2 separate regions of the Homo sapiens genome follow, and region 2 is linked to region 1. Evidence: chromatin loops called from intact Hi-C (ENCODE). Cell type or tissue: Calu3. All regions are shown on one strand. Links, peaks and the distances in the headings refer to the core of each region. The heading gives the core; the rest is flanking DNA.

Evidence for each region. A loop is a pair of places that touch in the nucleus more often than their neighbours do. Peaks named below come from ENCODE experiments on the same cell type or tissue, not always from the same donor. Only the 100,000 strongest peaks of a DNase experiment are listed, where the experiment ranks them.
Region 2: it touches region 1 in a loop (21-fold over the local background); 8 of 110 quality-filtered maps call a loop at or near these places.

The regions. Positions count from the first base shown.
Region 1 is chr15:61,615,785-61,625,997 of GRCh38, forward strand. All of the region lies in intron 2 of LOC107984782 (a long non-coding RNA gene), which reads right to left. Among named protein-coding and RNA genes, the nearest start is that of LINC02349, 110 kb to the right of the region's middle. In Calu3, for the core only: a CTCF peak has its summit at 5,459 (motif pointing left); a DNase peak (open chromatin) is centred at 5,497.
Region 2 is chr15:61,162,980-61,173,192 of GRCh38, forward strand. All of the region lies in intron 1 of RORA (RAR related orphan receptor A), which reads right to left. Among named protein-coding and RNA genes, the nearest start is that of RORA, 61 kb to the right of the region's middle. In Calu3, for the core only: a CTCF peak has its summit at 4,622 (motif pointing right); a DNase peak (open chromatin) is centred at 4,642.

The sequences.
Region 1 (10,213 bases), core at 3,911-6,410:
TCTTTTTGCTGTAACCCCACATAGTGGAAAGATCTCTGGGTCCTTCCACTCTTTGGGTCCTTTTTTATAAGGGCACTAATCCCATCCACGTGAGTTCCACCTTCATGACCTAATTATCTCCCAAAGTTCCCACCTTCAAATACAATCACATTGGGGATTAGGCATCAATGTGTGAATTTGAAGGAGCCATAAATATTCAGTCTATGGTGAACACCTACACTTAAAAGGAAGAAAGATCTCCAATAAACAAACTAACTGTACACCTCAAGGACATAGAAAAAAAAGAACAAACTAATCCCTAAATTAAGATAAGGAAAGAAATAATTAAGATTACAGCAGAAATAAAACATAGAATAGGAAAAGCAACAAAACTAAGACTTGTTTTTTAAGAGATCAAGGAAATAAAAATCTTTGGCTATATTAACTAAGAAGAAAATAAATAACACTCAAAATCAGAAATGAAAGAGGAGATATTACAACTGATACCACAGAAATTAAAAGAATTATAAGAAATTACTATCAACAATTATACATGAAAAAATTGGATAACCTGAAAGAAATTTATCAATTCCTAGAAACATACAACCTACCCAGACTGAATTGTGAAGAAATATAAAATCTGAGCAAACCAATAATGAGTAAGGAAATTGAATCAGTAATTGGAAACATCCAATGAAAAGGTCAGGACCTGATAGCTTTGGTGATGAATTCTATCAAACATTTAAAGAAGAATTAATGCCAATCCTTTTCAAACTCTTCCAAAAATGTGGAGAGAAAAGAACGTTTCCAAATTCATTTTATGAAGCCAGTATTAACTTCATATTAAAAGATAGAAAAAGACTCTATAAGAAAAGAAAATTGCAGGCTAATATCCCTGATAAACATATTTGCAAAAATCCTCAACAAAATACTAGCAAACCAAATTCAACAACACATTAAAAGAATCATATAGCACAACCAAGTGGGATTTATTTCTGGGATGCCAAGATGGTTTAACATATATATAGAAATCAATGCATATTATACACCACATTAACAGAAGAAAGAATAAAAATTACATCACATCAACAGAGGAGAAAAAGCATTTGACAAAATTTAACACCCTTTCATGACACAAAAACAGTCAACAAACTAGGAATAGAAGGAAATTACCTCAATATAATAAAGGCTGTATATGAAACGTTCACAGCTAACATCATATTCACTGGTAAAAACCTGAAAGCCTCTGCTCTAAGATCAGAAAGAATGTAAGGATGCCTACTTTTGCCACTTCAATTCAACATAGTACTGGAGGTTCCTATCCAGAGCAATTAGGTACAAAAACAACAACAAAAAGGCATCTAAATTGGAAAGGAAGAAGTAAAATGATCTGTTTTAGAAGATGACACGATCTCATATGTAAAAAACCCTAAAGATTCCACACACAAAAATCTGATAGGACTAATCAACAAACTCAATAAGCATACCAAAGTCAGGATACAAAATACACAAAAATCAGTTACTTTTCTAAACACTAACAGTGAGCAATCCACAAAGAAAGTTAAGAAAACAATCCCATTTACAAAAGAATCAAAAAGAATAAAATACTTAGGAAATAAACTCAACCAATAAGATGAAATTCTTATATGCTGAAAATTATGAAACCTTGCTAAAAGAAATATTAAAAGGCACAAACAAATGGAAAGACATCTTGTGCTCATATATTAGAAAACTTAGTACTGTTAAAATGGTCATACTACCCAAAGTAATCTACAGATCAAACGCAATTTCTATCAAAATCCAATAGCATTTTTAACAGAAATAGAAAAAAAAATCCTAAAATTTATATTGATATCCACAAAGGACCTGGAATAGCCAAAACAATCTTCAAAAAGAACAACAAACCTGGAGGTCTCATAACTCCTGATTTCAAAACATATTACAAAGCTAGAGTAATCAAAACAGTATGGTACTGGCAATAAGACAGACATACAGCACAATGGAACAGAATAGAGAGCCCAGAAGTAAAGCCACGTATATACAATCAACTGACCTTCACAACAGTGCCAAGAATATACAATGCAGAAAAAACAGTCTGTTAAACAAATGGTGTGGCTAAAACTGGATATCCATCAACAGAAGAATAAAATTGGACCCTTACTTTATACCATTCTCAGAAATCAGACCAAAATTGATGAAGAACTTGAACATAAGACCTGAAACAATAAAGCTCCTAGAAGAAAACATTTCTTGGATGTGACATCAAAAGTACAGGCAACAAAAGCAAAAATAGAACAATGGTACTACAGCAAATTAAAAGCTTCTTGCTGCACAGCAAAGGGAACAATCAACAGAACAATGAGACAATCTATAGAATGGAAGATATTTTAAAACCATATATCTGATAAGGGGTTAATATCCAAAATATGTAAGAAACTCCTACAACCCAAAAGCAAAGCAAACAAGAAGCAGACATCTTGATTAAAAAATGGGCAAAGGACTTGAATGGACATTTCTCCAAAGAAGACATACAAATGGCCAACAGGTATGTGGAAAGCTGTTCAGTATCATTAATTATCAGGGAAATGCAAATGAAAAGCACAATGAGATCTCACCTCACACCTGTTATGATGGCCACAATCAAAAAACAAAAAACAAAACAGAAAATAAGTGTTGGCAAGGATGTAGAGAAATTGGAATGCTTATGTATTGTTGGTGGGAATGCAAAATGGTGCAGCTGCTATGGAAAACAGCTGAAGTGTCCTAAAAAAAAAATAAAAATAGAACTACTACCATATGCAATCAGGATCTCAAAGAGATATTTGTACTCCCATGGATTGCAGCATTATTCACAATAACCAAGAGGTGGAAACAACCAAATGCCCACGGAAGAATGAATAGGTAAAGAAAATGTGGTATATACATACCACAGAATATTATTCAGCCATAAAAAAGGAGATTTTGTCATATGCTACAACGTGGATGAACCTTGAGGACATTATGCTAAGTGAAATAAACCAGTCACAGAAGGACAAATACCGTCTGATTTCATTTACAGGTATCAAACTCACAGCAACAGAAAGTAGAATGGTGGTGGCCTGGTGATAGGGGAGGAGGAAATGGGGAATTGCTGTTCAATGGGTATAGAGTTTCAGTTATGCAAGAAGCAAAAGTTCTAGGGATCTGCTCTGCAACATTACAACATTGTCCTTATAGTTAGCAATAATACACTCTACATTTAAAATTATATGACAGTAGATTTCGTGTTTTCTTCTTACCTCCCAAAACCCCCACAAAACTCTTTTTTTGCTTACACTTATTGTCTAGTATAGGATGCTCTTTATTTTGCATTGCATACTGAGGGCAGGGACCACTGTATTTTCATTGCTTGGGGCTTCCATGTGTTAAAGCATTGCCTCTGGCCTGCTTCCCCCACCCTTTAGGCCCACTGGTCCCTCGGGGCCTTGCTTCAGAATGCTGAAGCTGATAAATAAGTGATGCCAAAGCATTTGTGACTTCCAGGGCTTTCTGATGGGAGCCCTACCCAAAAAACACTCTTGAATCTCAACAGGTGACTTCAAAGGCACAAATAGGTAAAATCAAGGGAGAATTCCACATACATTATAGGTCAGAAAAGTAGATACTTGTAGGGACAAATCTTTCCACCTGCCCCAAATCTTATTGCATTAGTGGCTGTGGTTAATCCTGGAGTCTGTCCTTACAGACTATTTTCACTTAACTCTCCAATAACAAGTTGGCCACTGAAGCTGGTGGGTAAGGGTGGGGGAAACACATGATCTGAGTCCTTTACTTCCACTGGATCTTCAGTTATCCACAGAAAGTAACCCTAGGCACCTTTCCAACTGTGCTGTTAGTTTATTTTCTTTCTATAGTCAGTACCCAAATATACAATTTTTCCTCTTCTTAGTTTGTAAACGGTCAGTCACTAGGGGGAAAAAAGCACAGTGATTACTAATGGGAGATGCCACTAAGGTTCCAGCTGTGAACAGGAGAAATCCAAGATGACCCATCATCTAAATGTCAACGCAAACACCATGCCATTCAGAATGAAACAAGGAAGCCTGCGTGCAGACAGCCAGAATACATTACCAATTGCATATTTAGCTCCAGAATTTGTGAATCTTTGCAAAGAAATTTAGGGGCTTCTCACTTGATTAAATAGCCTGTGATGGAGGATTCGGTTGTTCCCCACAATAGTTGCATGCAAATGATAGATTCACATGGACTACAGCATACAGAGCCCTTAGGGGGCTGTACATTTTTAAGTAATTCTGCCATTGTTTTTGCATAGTAATTGGAAACGTACATTCTGTTGGAATGTGATTCTTATTAGAAGAGAAGGTCGCTGCTGTCTGCTACAGGATTCTATTCATTTAGGGTCAGCGGGACTTAAAAACAGACGAAGAATCTGCATTTATGCACTAAATGAGGATCTGCCTTAAACCCCAGCAAGTTTCTAGCCTGCATTAAAAGCTAACTCTCACTCTCTACTTTCATCTGCCTCTTTTCCCAGCTTCCTAATATTTATTTAGCCTGATTCTGCTTTGTGAATAAGTGACTCCCTGATGACTGAGTAGCAACTAGAGTTAAATTAGTCATGTAAGAGCAGCAAATTAGTAAATGGCACCCCAGTTACCAGAGAGGAGCTATATCATTCTGTGTGTTTAAAGTACTATTACCATCTATCTAGGAGTCAGGAGCTGTCCTGTGCATACAATGAGTCCTCAGTGGTCCCACTCACAGTATGACACAGGATTTGGCCAGGACGGAAAGCTGGGGGGCGGGGCAGCCAGTCATTTATCTATATCCTCCCACTCATTTCCCCTGTACCCCTCAGATGTTTGGGTGAAAGGTGGCCTAGGTCAGGGTCACAGAACAAAGCTGATGGTCTCATAGGAAAGATCAAGTCTGTGATGTTGTTAAACTCTGCTAACACAAATGAGGACACTCAGCCAGTCATTTAGAGGAGGAAAGGGAACAGCATTTCCTCACGTTCTTGTTATGTGAAGGATGGGGCTTGGGCCAGCAGCACCTGCATTACTGAGGAGCTTATTTCTTAGACCTAAGAGCGATGGTCTGTAGCTCCTCCTCAGACTTCCTGAATTGGAATCTGCATTTTCACAGACCCCAGGTGGTTTTAACACACACTGATGTTTGGGAAGCACTGTCTTACATCTCTAAATGTCAGCACCCAAAACACAGAGACCCCATGAGTCTTAGTCAATCCTATAGTGGCAGTACCTGAATCAGTGCCTGGTGCATAGTAGACACTCAAATATGTGTGGAGTGAATTGAACGGGAATGAAGAAAGAAAAGGAAAAAAATCTTCATGGCAACATAAAATAAATTTCGTAGCAACAATAAAAAAAGGAGGGAGGAGAAATCAAGTTCTAAAATAAAAATGAAAATCAAAGAAAGCAGCCAGAAAGCATCCAGGGAGATGCACCTGGCTGGTGGAGATGGGCTGTGGCCCCACCTGCTGGCCACAGTCGCTGGAGTGCCATCCTTGTCCACGACCTTCATTCATGAGTCTGCCTCTCCCACACTTTGCCTTAGGAGGCTGGCCCCTATCTTGCACACTCAGGCCTATTAGCCACAGTTATCTCTCCCATACAGCACTATCAGGTTACTTTAGAGCTGAAGCCTAATTGGACCAATGTAGACTCTTTACAATGTGTTTAAAGTTCTGAGCTCCTGGTTTAAGTGGAAAGAATGTCAATGATGATTGATCATCACCAGTCTCCTGGGGACCTCATGTGCCCAGAGCTTGAGCCTTCACCTAGGACCCAAAATACTTAGAGAGAGAAAATAAGTCACTGTATTTGGATAGGCAAAAAACAAAACAAACAAACAAAAAACAACCACAAACCCTGCTTTGCTGCTCAATTCCTTTTCATCTGGTCTTAAGAGAGTACAGCCACCACAAACGCAGCAAATTTAGTGTACATGAGACTGGAGGATATGGGAGAGAAGGGTACGTCTGTTCAGAAAATTATGGATTTTCCTTAACATGAGAAAATGAAAGAGAATAATTCAGCACCCAAATCATGTTAGTGCAAAGATCGATTGTTTTCCAGATTTCTTAATTTGATTGGACTGAGAATTACAAGCTGAGTAGATGTACTGTAGTGAGATGCTTTTGATATGATAATTGATAATATTTATTAGAATCACATGGGCACTCTGCTGGACTCTTTATATGCAGTATCTCCTGCAGTCCTCACAACAACCCACTAAGATAAGAATTATTACTATCACCTTTTTACATGCGAAAGCTGCAGCACAGAGAGGTTAAGTAACTTACCAAGGGTCACACAGCTGGTAAATACGTAGGCAGTAGAAAATATAGGACTCAAACCCAGGTCTGTGTGGTTGCAAGCCAGTGCATTTAACTGCTCCACTATCCTGCATCTCTCTTATATTTTCTTAATAAAGAGAAATTGAATGAAATGTGGAAATCAAAGCTAGAGAGAGAGCAGAAGACGACAAATTACCCCATGTGGGTAGGACTTATACACTGCATAAAGAGAAAAGGCTTAAGGAGGATGATGATTTTAGATAACTTCGCAAGGTTGAATTCACCTCTTCTGACTACTCAGAGACAATTTTTTAGACTTCAAGAGTTATTTAGCAAATGGATCTTGGTGACCCACAGAAAGAAAAAGCTGTTCTTAAGGAGGAAAAAATGTATTATTTTCCTCTGGTGGGATTAGGAGCTACCAATGATTTGAGAAGAGGAATGGTCTCTAAAACCCAGCAAGACAAGACAATAAGAGAGAGTCACAACTCTGTCTATATCTGGTTTTTCTAGGCTCGTTGAGCCAGGCCAGTAATTAGTATAACTCCATGTAAACTGTAATCACCATTTCTCTGATGTGATCAAGCTCACAGTGGAAGGATTCTGCTGTCTAATGTGACTAGCTTCTCCGATTCCATTTTCATAGCTGAATCGAGGTAGATCTCTTCCTGCAATGCAGTTTAATAATTGTTTTAAGAAACCCTAGAAACTAAAAGTAGCATATGAAAATTTGCAATGCATATAATTATATTATGACTGGGGACTCCAAAATAAGTCATGGCATTTATTTATTCATGCACTATGTACTCTGTGGTCCCCTGGGAAAAGAAATGTTTAAATTAAGATGTATGATAAGACAGATTCCGGTGTCTTATGCACTGAATTACAACTCACTAACATGTAGCTTTTACATAATACTTGCTCTCTCACTCTGACCTTGACTCTGAACATTTTTACAAAATATTTGTCTCCTAAGCCTCACCCCAACTTCGAGAAGCCCATATCATGAACATCATCATCATCATCATCATCATCACATATACTTTAATTTCACTTTTAATTCATCTCTGGCCAAGAAGATCTAGTAAGTTGATAGGGGAGAAACATCAAAAGGAAACTCACAATACATGTAAATATAAATTAAAATCCACCTTGCTTTGTTATAATTTTCATTCTAAAAACATGTACATAATTCATGATGGAGGATGGGGGGACTAGAAGATGCAGGGCTGGGGACAACCTTTTAATAGTGAATAGTGCCATGAAAAGTTTTTTTTTTCTAATGAGCCAAGAGAATGAGGGAGGAACTCAAAGAGGCAACGACAGTTTGATCTTTCACTTCTACATCTTTGGAAAAAGAGAAAATAAAAGAGAAGTTTCCTCTTTGAACTTTCTGAAATGACCCTACATTTAATGAACTATAGTGTCAAATATTTGAAACTTTTAAGAAATCTTGCTCTTTTGTTTAACATACAAGGTAGTGTTAGAAAAAAAATACTCAGCAGATAGTCACATTTCTAACCTTATCTTTCTATGAGGAAAAAGAAAAAGGCATTGAACTCTATGGGGGCGCCCGGACTGCTGTTTTACTGCACTTCCACCTTGCCCAAGGACGAGATTCGCCTTCAGGAAGTGAGACCTTGACCCAGCCAAAGGGGAATGGCCACTGCGAGAGCAGGTCCCTTCTTTTTCCTGGACACAAGTGCAAACTTAATGAATCCTCTCCCTCCACCACATGCCCCAGACGGCGAGGGGAAAGCGGAGTGCACCTGCTGCATCTCCCTTCATATCACGTTGCTGTTATGAAAAATAGTTTGCTATTTTGGAACCCCCTGGCAGCCAGAGTGAATCGCCGAAGGCCCCAAGCTCGTTTATCTTGTGTCAGAAGCAAAGCCAAATGAACACCACCTCGTCCAGCACCTGAAGAATGGGAAGAAGCTCAGAGAGAGTAAAAATAACCAAGGGCTCGGGAAACGGTGCCGAGACGAGCGGCCTGTACAGGTTAAGTAGGGCTTCTCACAGCCCACTCTGACTTTTAGAACTCTACACGTTGGGACAGGAAGGGGAGCGCTTTTTCAACCAAGCAGACTTTGTGGGTCTAAGGTCTAGGATGCGGGGGGCCGTTCCTGCCCAGTTTCCTGCAGTTTGGGCAAGCTGTGGCTATGATGGGGAATAACTGAAACCCCCAGTGGCATCTGGTGTCAGCTTGACTTCGACTGGAGATGGGAAACAGATACGTGCCCATTCCTCAAGATCTGGGCAAATCAATCATCCGTCCAATATCACACTCCCTCCCCTTCCACAAACCAGAGAATGGCTGAGTCTGAGATCATGTGATTGAGAATGATCCAAAAGGTTTAATTTCTTTTTAAGGTGGAGAGACAGAAAGGGAGAGAGAGAGATCAGAGTAGCTGCGGAAGGCTTATGGCAGAGGCAGAGTTGGTACAAGATTTTCAAGAATGGATAGAATTGAGATGGGTGAAGAGGAATGATGAAGGTGTATCAGTGGGGGGAAAGTAAAGACAAACAGACAGTGGTGAGAATGAGCTTGCTCCTTGCAGAGTTGAGCAATTCTTAAGGAAGGTTCGAGGGGGCATGTTAAATGTGCAAATTCTTGGGCCTTGTGCTAAACCTACTGAATCAGAATCTCTGTAGCCCAGGAGTCTATGTTTTACAAATTCTCCAGATGTTTCTTTGTACATGGTAAATTTGAGATGAGGGCTGAATACAGAATGTCAAGATCTGTCCAAATGGAGGAGAAGGTGGTCTGGGGAGACCCATGCTCTGCAGACATGAGGCGCAAGCTTATTCAGTGACACACATTGGCATGAGTCCTTAGCTTCCTTCCTTCTTGGTTCTGTCATGTCCTGATTGTCATCCTGAGGAATAAGTTAGGCTTTGTGAAGTGATGAGGAAAGTCACTTCACAAAAATTAAAAGCACAACTCAACAACGAGGCAGGTCGTTTTGGTTTTCTTCAGTCCCAAATCCTGGCGCATTGCTAGGTTTGTGTCAGGCATGAGAAAGTATTTGAGATTTTGTATAAAGACTACTGGCCTAACATTATCATGGGTCAGCAAATTCACTTAGAAGTTGATAAATATGTGATTTTCTAAAACGTATGTCTTTTCAAAAAGAAAGCAAATCCTAAAAAATAAAACCTCATGAGATTATGATCACACAATTTCTTTCCAATAATTGAGTCACATAGATTCCTAAAATATGATAAGTCCTAGGACACAAAGAATGTGCAGGTCGGCCAGGCGCGGTGGCTCATGCCTGTAATCCCAGCACTTTGGGAGGCCGAGGCAGGCGGACCACCTGAGGTCAGGAGTTTGAGACCAGCCTGGCCAACATGGCAAAACCCCGTCTCTACTAAAAACACGAAAATTAGCTGGGCGTGGTGGCAAGCACCTATAATCCCAGCTACTTGGGAGGCTGAGGTGGGAGAATCGCTTGAACCTGGAAGGTGGTGGTGGCAGTGAGCCGAGATTGTGCCACTGCACTCCAGCCTGGGCGACAGAGCAAGACTCCGTCTCAAAAAAAACCAAAAAGACAAAAAACAAAGAATGTGCAGGTCCACAGAATAGTGTAGAAGCTGAAACTGACCTTACCTAAGCCTCTTGTCAGCCTGGCTGGGTTCATGAGGAACCTTCTACCCCTACCCCACATCATCTCAAACATTGAAAGCTCTCACGTTGAGAGGCTTGGAAGCTGCCAAACTTTTTTTTAGAAGAATCCTGTGGCTCCACAGGAAGAAATTCTCCCTCAGAGAAAATACTGCATTAATGTGTCTAGAATAATAATAACAGGGAAATCACTTGATTGCTGCTTTAGTTCCTCACATGTTGAAATTGAAAAAATAATAGTAACTCCTTTTACGATTGTCAAGTTACTTAAGTGACTTAATAAACGT
Region 2 (10,213 bases), core at 3,295-5,794, 450 kb before region 1:
ATAAGGTGCAAGGACCTGATTTATGTTGGGTGATAAGTCAATGAATGAATCAATCAATGCCAATGGCTCCAAGTGGCAAGAGAAACACACTTAACTTAGTAACACATCATGATTTCCTTCCATCTATTTTAGTGGGGTTTTTAAACATTCTACTTGCTGTTTTCCAGTTAACTATCTATTTCTCTGTTTATCTGTGTGTGGATACATTTGCATCCATCAGTTACTTTAGTATCAATATGCCAAATCATGGAAGGCCACATAGAAATTAAATGGACAAGGGGTCTGGGTCCCAGAGCAGAGCCTAAGAGGATCCGTGTTCCAGGAGACACCAGTTGGTCAGGGCAAATAGAACACTAGCGATCAGCGTCATGATGAGACGGGGCACCTAGCAATATCTATTCAGAGGCAAGTCAGTTTTCCAGAAGACATAAATTCTGCCAGGTAAAGGCCTCCTCTAGAGGGCAGGACATGTATAAGGTTCTGGAATCTGACAAATTAGACAAAGCAAGAAAACACCACCAGCAGCCAACACATAGACCTGAGTCTAATTGTCAGATAAAAACAATTCAAGATTCGTACTTCCTACTAAAGAAGGGGAGCCGATGAGGGAAGACACGAAATTGAGACCAGATACGTGCCAAGCAGGGCACACAGGTGACATCGAAGCAGTGGTAGCTGGTCAGAGAGGAGTCACAGCTGCTGATCTGCTCAGGGGCAATGACAAATTCCACAGAGTTTGTCACAGGAAATCTGGTGTCATCTTCTCATCTCAAAACCATCACACAGCTCGCACACAATCACACACCATTCACTGAGAGCCTTTTACACACAAAGGACCACACTGAGCTCTTAACATGCCATTTATTTCTCCAAAAAGATTGTTGCCTGCATGATCCACATAGAGAAACCTAAGCTTGGCTTAGATGAAACCACTTACCCAAGGTAACACAGCAAGTGATATAGAGGGATTTAATCCAAATTAGTCAGATCACTGAGTCTGGGCTCAATAAACTGTTAGATAGTTTAAACACCTATGCAACCAAAAAACCCCAAAGCACACACAAGATCTTACAACTGGAGGTTTCATCTCTCAAGAGAGTGTAGGTGTCTGTGCATCAATGGTACAGCCAATAGGTGAGCCCAGGTGTCTCAGTGGCCTGTATCAAAAAAAAAAAAACATGTGGAGCCTGTAGTCTTAACTACGTATTAATGGGTACTTTTTCTGACTTTGAGTATAAGGTTTCATCAGCACTTTAGAGATATTTTCCACATTTGCTGTCTCTCTGTAGTGTCCAAACCCATAAATTACCAGCAGCGGCTGGCAGGCTGAAAATTTTCATATGTGGTAAGACCACTCTACTCCAGGCTTATTAGAAAGATTGGGAGTGAAGGATCTGTGGAATCTTTAAAAAGTAAAAAGCTTGTTTTTCCTGAACAATCAGGTGTCATTGCTTTTTTATCAAGAATAGTAACACAAACCTAAGCAATGCAACCATTGCCGTATACAGGTCCTGCTTGTATGAAAAGGCTAGAACGGTTTGCAATTAGGACAGCAGTTGTATGCTCTTAAATACCTACAAGCCCTTTGTTCCTGTTGGGTAGATCATATGAGCTCTGGATGAACTTGCTCCAGCAAAGCCCTTTCCTCCTGAGCAATGCTAGTTACATCTTTTTTTTTCTCAACCTCTGACACAGTTATCACAAATTCTGCATCAGTAAGGTCTAAATTAACACTATGTTCTGTACCAGATCTGCAGATTATATAGAAGGCTACTGTTAAGGGCTAAAGAGATCTGGAAGCTGAAAGACTGATTTTTGAAAAATTAAGAGAGGTATGGAGGGATAACAGAAAAAATATAAATGTTCCAGGTAATTAGAGAGCACTTTCCAAGAAGCACCACAAAATTGCAAGTGCCCATCAATACTAAAGAATATCATGCTGTTGACAGCACAGCAGAGAACCTTTTCAAAGACAGATCGGCAGCTTTACCCAAAGCACCCTTCACCCTGCACCACCTACCCCTCTCCTGTGGCTCCATCACACCCTCCAAAGCTCCTACTGAGAAGAAGGCATCCTGCTTCTCTCTGTAGGTTCCCCTAGCAAACCCCAAAGAATAAACTGCGTAATTGTGAAATACAGAATCTGTGTGTGAAAAAACACTTGTTTCATTCTTTTCACCTTCCTGCTGCCTCAACACAGGGAGTATCTTCCCCACGTCAACACCACACCAGGCATCTGGGGGCATAAGCCAGTTTTCCACGAGATTTGGGCTAGAAATATTTATTGTGGCTGCAACTCCAACTGTCATCCATTCGGATTACTTCTTGCAGGAATCATAGCCCCATCTTCTCAACAGTTCAAAAGTGGCTGTGTGTATCCAGCTCCCCTCTTTATTTCCAGAGCATTTCTGTGATTTTAGAGCTGCTAAGCCTCACCAAAGTCAAGTCCTTTATCTAATTCCCTCTTTTGATCCAGTGTCTTTATCCTAGACCACGGCCAGTGGTTGGTGGGTTTCAAAACTCTTTGTCTTTTTTCTGTAGAACTTTTACCCTAAAGAAATTCCATTCTAAATGCCAATATGTAAAATAGATCAAAGGCTTGATTAGAAGAGAGTTGGAGAGCTGGGGTCCCACCAATCCCCAAGGATGGGGAACCTGAGGGTTCTGTGGATCACTTGAGAGTGGAAACACAGGAACATGACTAGGGAAAGGAGGGGTTCACAGAAATGAAAGAGGGGCAAACAACATCCCACTTTAAACATGAAAGCTGAAAATCTTCAACCCATTCTTAGTTGCACAGGGCATGTGGAAATCTCAAACACAGAGGCCTGCCTTACAAACATTAATAATATCTACCCCTTACTCCAGACACTTGCAGAGACCTCATTTAATCCCCACAACTACTATCTGTGGTTTATAGATTTTCAGCTTACAGATACAAAATGTGAAGCCCAGGATGATGAAGTAACTTGTCCAAGGCCACATAGACCTAAGTGGCAGAAGTCTGACCTGAGCTCGATGTGGGACTCTGAAACCTTTACTCTTAATGCATGCAGGGCTGCCATCAGGTGCAAGATTTTCAAACTCTTCTGAGTGGGGGGCATCAGCCCAATGAAAGGATATTCCAGTATGTGGAAGAGAAATGTAGCAAACGTAAAGACTGATGCCATCTTTCACTTTTTTTTTTAAAAGACTGAAACATTTCAAGAACTCTTTCCTTAAGAGGTTACTGAGGACCTCGATGAAGATGCAAGAAAGACACTGACAGTATTCACGATCTATTAAACTGACCAGTTTCTACTAAATACCTACAACATGCCCAAGCACCAGAAAGACACAGATGAACATGTCTCTTGGAATACCAGAATAATTTCCCCACGTCAGCCTTGTGAATCTGTTTAGAGAGGAGGGCCCAGGGACAGCAATAGGAATAAAAACATGAACAGACACAGAACAGGAGCAGGCAGAAGAACAGAAGAAAAGGGATGAGGCAGGAGAGGAGTAGTTAATCTTACACAACATTTGGACTTTTCAAACGTAATTGCACATCCATTGACAACCGTTATATCACCTTATATTTACCCAGTGCTTTTTGTTTGAATCTCACAGCAGCATGATATTATAGGAAGGGGAAATATAAAACCAAGTTTTACAGCTAAAGAATATGTGGCCTCAGAGAGGTCATCTTTCCAAAAGTCACAGAGGGAGTCTCCCTCTGTTAGAGGGAGAGCCAGAGCTAGGATCTGGACCTCAGGACTCCTAGCACAGTGCTCATCCCACCACACAGAGCACTACTTGTGAAGCAGAACATACCCTTTACATGTTATCCACATGTTATCCACAGCTACAATGCTTGCCAGTGGCCAGCATGGTAATAAAGACTCCATTCTCATGTACATCTCCATAATTAGATTACTTTTCCCCATCCTCATCCCCACAACCTACTCACCAACAATTATCTGAGCCCAGCTATGCTCACCCCTTCTTAAGACCTGCCCTCTCTGGAATTACAGTAGACAATGACAAAGAAGTTGTAGTTGCCAGATGTCTCAAACTGCAGTGACACACATACACAAAATCACAGAATCGGCTGCACCCCTAATGCTTCTCTGTTCAAAATCCAGTTCTTCTTGTAATGACATCTAATCAGGCCCTGGAATCAGCTGAAACGAGAGCTTCTGTAAAAATCACTCTTCACTCGGTACTCAGCAGTTAAGTCTCTTAAATGTCAACCTGCTAGGAATTACTTTAAAAGATTTTTTTTTCCTTCATTACAAATCTCAAAGCTATTGAGTCTTTTCAACTTCCAGATGGATCCTGATATTCATATAGTCCAGAAAATGACAATGTTCTTTGTCTGCTAGGTTTGAACAATTTTGAGTTACTTAAAGAATGTGTCCACATTATTACAGACACTCAGGTTAATAATAAACATTGAGATCCTTATCCAGATATTTATAAGCCTTTAGAACTCTTTAAAGGATGCAAATAATTTGACCAGGATTTTTTTTTTTTTTTTTTTTTTTTTTTTTTTTTTTTTTTTATGAAGAAATTTCTCTACAACCAGGACTCTGGCTAAATCCATTAGCCCTACAATTTGGCTATGTGACCACCAGGTGGTGACAGTGTGCCACAATTCAGGACCAGCAAGGTTGGCATCAGGGAGCTTTCCCCACACTTATGTTGAAAACCAACCTTTCAAATTTAGATCTCACTTAATCCCCTGCCACATTTAAGGTGTTACTTTTAATACAGCATCTCAACCACCACCTCTGGGTTAGGTCCTTCATAATCTGTAGAACCGAAATCTTTTAATGTGGCATTCAGGACCCTCCAAGGTGGTCCCACCCCACCCACCACTCTCCTACACAGTCCCTGTATTACAGCCACACTTCAATGCATGTTTCCTGCACATTCACACAGATGCAAAGATGGTTCTAACATTTCTTGCTTCTGTATATTTGCTCTTGGGGATATCCCCTGATGTTCACCTACCTTTTCAGGCACCTATAAAACATCTGGAAACTTGCTCAGACAAAACTCCACCAAACAGTTGTAAAAGCCCAGAGTTCTACTAGTATTTAGGAATATGCTGAGTGTTGTTTCCTGTAGAAAACTTGTAATGTATATATATAATATATATTAAAAACATACATATATACACATATATACATACATATACATATATATGTAAATCATTACATATATACACATATATACACGCGCGTGCGTGCGTGCGTGTGTGTGTGTGTGTGTGTATGTATTTTGAGACGGAGTCTTGCTCTGTTGTCCAGGCTGGAGTGCCGTGGCGTGATCTTGGCTCACTGCAACCTCCACCTTCTGGGTTCAAGCGATTCTCTTGCCTCACCCTCCCTACTAGGTGAGACTACAGGTATGCACCACCATGCCCAACTAATTTTTGTATTTTTACAAAATTACAAAATAGTAATTTTGTAATTAGTAGAGACAGGGTTTCGCCATGTTAGCCAGGCTGTTCCCGAACTCCTGAGCTCAAGTTATCTGCCCACCTCGGCCTCCCAAAGTGCTGGGATTACAGGTGTGAGCCACTGTGCCTGGCCCTTGTATTATATATTAATCTTGATATTTTTAGGATAAATAAAAACGTGTGTCTTAATGAGCGCTAGATCACATAACCTGCCTTATCTACTTAGCTATTTCTCTTGAACATCTTTCCTTGTCATTAAATGATACATGAAGCGTTTTATGGTTCCCCTCACCAGGAGTCTGCTCAGTCTGGTGGACAGTATGCTGGGCTTGAAATCAAAACACCGAGATTCAGTCCTAGTTCTAGCAGGTGCTAGCTGTGTTTGGGCAAGTTGTTTAACCTCTCTGAGCCCAAGCTGCATGGGTGTAATGCTTACCTCCCAAAGTCTCTGACAGCCTAAATGAGATCACTCATCTGATCATTTCTAGCTTGGAACCTGCCTTGGAGTGACCTCTCAATTATTACTCATTTCTATCCACTCAGTTGATGTGATTTCTTTCTCCCTCCAAGCCACACCACTCTTTGTACCTTCCTGTGCCTCCATCCTGCTGGATCTCACCTTAAAGGAGCTTGGGAACTTGCTGTATTCCCCCTGCCAGAGCATAAGAACACTCCTGAAGGCAGGGCTGGCCTGACTCCTCTGACTGGCCCCAGGGATCCCCTAGCATATGCCAAGTCCCCTGCAGACGCCAGGCATCTGTGGAACTGAATGGGGAATCCAGCCTCCCTTCGCCTTAACCCTTGCCATTCTGGGCCTTGCACTCTTACAGCCCTGTACACAGCTTGGAAAAAAAAAAAAAAAGTCTGGCGTCTTTTAAGGCCCTGGCTTGACGTTGATGCTAAAAAATACTTTCAATCTGGAGCTTGGCTCTTTGGGGTCCCGATGATACCTCTCTGCCTGGTATCCTCTGCCTACAGCTTCTCTCTTGGTGGCCAGCTCTGCCTCCTCTTCTGCAGGTTCCTCTTCTGTGGCAGCAGAGGATAACCTTGTTAAGTGAGAGGAAGAGTGGTACCCCCTCTCTGCCTCCTCCTCACACGGGACGTAAACACCACGGCTTCAGCAGGGAGCTAGTCCATGCTGAGGCCTTCTCCAGCCTTTCTAGCCTTGATGTTTCTTTATTGTTGTCTGTGGCTTGGTTTCGTTTTTCCATTTTCATGAAAAAAAAAAAAAAAAAGCTTTCTTTTCTTGGCCCTTCTTCCAGCAGTTGATTGATTTGCATTGGATGCTGAAGCCACTTCCTGTTTTTCCTTCAAACCCCCCAGCAACTGTCTTCCTTACAAACGGCCTCAGAAAAAAAAGAAACAGCTCACATTCCTGGTACAGGGCACCTGGGAAGAAAAATTCATTGGATTTCATCAGGAAGTATGATGTTCCTTGGGCAGCATCCCAGGGTGGACCTTTCTGTTGACCCTATCAGGATGGTAAAATTGAAAAGAACCCCCAGAAGGCAGTCCTCACTCTGCAGGACACCTACTCCCAGAGGCACCGTGTCCATCATAATAGTTCTAAGCGTGTGTACTAGAATTGGATGTGGGTGTGTTTACTTCTGCACTGCCTCCTAGCTGTGTGACCCAAGGTGAGCTGCTGTGCCTTGCTGATCCCCAGTTTCCTCATTTGTCAAGTGGGTTGAGTCATAAGACTTCCTGTATTGGTTTCCTGTGGCTGCAGTGATCAATTACCATAAATGCAGTGGCTTAAATCAACACAAATCTACTAACTGTTCTGAAAGTCAGAAGTCTTCAAATCAAGGAGTTGGCAGGCTTGTATTTCTTCTGAAAGCTGTAGGGAGAAATCTGTTTTCTTGCGTTTTCTACTTTCTGCAGGCCACCTGCATTCTCTTTGCCCTTTCTTCCACTTTCAAAGCCAGCAGTGTAGCGTCTTCAAATCTTTCTCTTCCTGTTTGTGTGTCCTGTGCTTTTGTCATTAAATCTCCTTCTTTCACTCTGACTCTCCTGCCCGCCTCTTATAAGGACCTGTAATTACACTGAGCTCGCCTAGTTAATCCAGGATCATCTCCCAACTCAAGGTCCTAACTGAATCGCATGTGCAAGGTCGCTTTCCATGCAAGGTAACAGATTGCCAGGCTCTAGGGATTGGGGTATGGACTTCGCTATTTTGCCTGCCATACTTCTCTCATAAAACCATTATGAAAATATAAAAAGAGCATATATGTGTATTTTTCAGCACAATCCTGGCACATTGTAAGTGCTCCAAATATACAGCCATGATTATATCAATATACCAATACCAGCACTAGCAGTCAAAAGAGAAGTGGTTGTTAATGCTTAGTTAGGTAAAGCAGAGCCATTTGGATCAACCTTGAATGAAAGCAAATGGAAGCGTAATTGGGGCTGGATAGTGCACAGACACATCCTTTTACAGTTTCATATCCTCACTCTTCGTTTTAAAAACAAATGTTTACTGGGCACCCTCTAGATACCATACTTTCCATTCCTCACAATAGTCGTTTCTGGTAGATGTTACCGCCTTACTTTACAGGTGACGACAGTAAGACTTAGGTTACACAATTTGGTCAGATTGTTCAGCTGGTCACTAGCAAAGGCAGGATTTGAATTTGCTATTGTCTGATTTAAGCCCGCCCTCTTTCCAGGCTCCAGGACTTGGCGACATGCTGGCTCATACTCACTCTGATCATCAAAACTACACCAGACCTGCCCCACGGGCAGCTGGCACACTTGGCTTTCAGGGCAGAAATCAAGTTCTTGCTTCTCCGGTGTCCTCCACAGCCCTACACCCATCCAGGGGCACACGGTGGGTGGGCTATGCCATCCTTGTGATCTTGCTAGGAACAGGAGAGCCCAATGAGAGGCCTAAGTGCTTCTGGGGCAATGGTTCTCAGCCCTGGCATGTGTCACAATGACCTGGAGAGCCTGCTAAGCCAGACTGTTGGCCCCACCCCCAGAGTTCAGTAGGTCTGTATTTGCATTTCAAATAAGAACCCAGGTGATGCTGATTCTGCTAATCCAGGCCCACACCCTAAGAACCACCCCTCTGCAGGGATCCGGAAGTAAATTTATTAAAGGAGAATACACTGCTCAGATGTGGGGTATTAACACTCACTGGTCCCCACCCACTCCACTTCTGGACTTCTGCAGAGCTGCTAGCCCTACTTGACTAATAATTCCCAGCAGAGGGGCAGTCTCCCCATAACCTATGACACATCGCTCACTTTCCTCCACTGCTCCTGGAGGTGGCCCCCATTGGGAATCTTAGCTTTACTGGCTACATCTTTAGCAGAGAGGCCTGGGTCATCTGTCCTCCCTGTATCTTCAGCTCAGCCAAACAATAAAATGCAAGACACAAAACGTTGCCTTTGAAAATGAGGCAGCTGGGGAGAGGAACGATGCCTTTAAAAGGGCAAAGGTTCTTTGGGACACCGATCCTCAACATCTCACCCTGCAGCTCAAAGTCAAGGCTTGCCAGGGTTCAAGTTCTCAAGTGTGCTTCAGTGGTGTTATTTAGATGTGACCCTATAGGCTGAAGGGCATGCACATTAGCATATTTTGTAACAGCTGTTGATGAAGATGTTAAGTCTTGCTCAGGGGACCAGTTGCAGTGAGAAGCATTTTATGAGAACAATATATATTGTAGACATCTGAATATATTTCCATGAGAAAATAAGGATGAAGAAACAAAAAAAAATGGTATAGTGTCCTTACACAGCAGATGAATATTTAATACACTGGAGCTTATCTTTAAGAGAAAAAAATACCCTTTGCAATTTTTCATGCTTCCTACAATAGCAATCCATATACGAAATGACAAACACTATAGCCACCCATATAAATACCACGTATTTCATTATTCCTTTCTTACGGTGGCACAAAGGCCAGCTGCTACATGAAGTATCATGAAAACATAAATTAGTGGTTATAAATAGCATATTTAAAGGATGAGGCCATCTAAAATCGGTTGGCTTAACAGAGGCCAAGAACAAGTCTGAGGAATTGATAAGACAGGAGGGAAACTCAGGTAGTATATGCAGATCCCAGGACAGCAGCCCACAGATGCTCCACCAGGGGCTCTCAAAACAGAGTTCAAGGGGGATAGGTCTCAGGGCCCCGGAGGAATGATCCTACTTTCAGTTGACCCTTGCCACCTCAGGAGGGACCAATTCAGAGACTGCTTATCACCACTATTTTTAACTTCTTGGCAATATAACCAGTACAATGGGAAAATCGCCCAAAGTAAATACATACTCTCCTTTGATTCTTCTCCTGGAAAGCAGTTTTCTACTATTTTCCGTTAGAATCATTTCCAGGGTAAATCACACTTCAGAGGCAGAGCTTAAGTCTAAGGGTCCCCTAAGGAGCATGTATCCTGGGCTGGGAGGAGCTAAAAAAAAGGCATGTCTTTGCTCTCTGCTGTAGATGCTGTGTCCAAGCAAGTCCTTTGAGAAGCCTCTGCAAGTTTTTCACCTTCAAGCCTCCTGCGTTATTACTATTTCCTGAGTTTTGCTACCAAACAAAATTACCTGTAGTCATATATAATTATTTTTCCATGAGACAGCTTAATATTGATAACATTTTTGTGGTTTTTAAATTTTATTTTATTTTTCCTTTTCCATCTCTCTTTCCTGGTATTAATAACATTTTTGAACATTTTCTTTCTACTAGGCACTGTACGAGGATCCTCTCATGTAATCCTCATCTCAATCCTATGAGCTGGGTACCACTATTACCCCC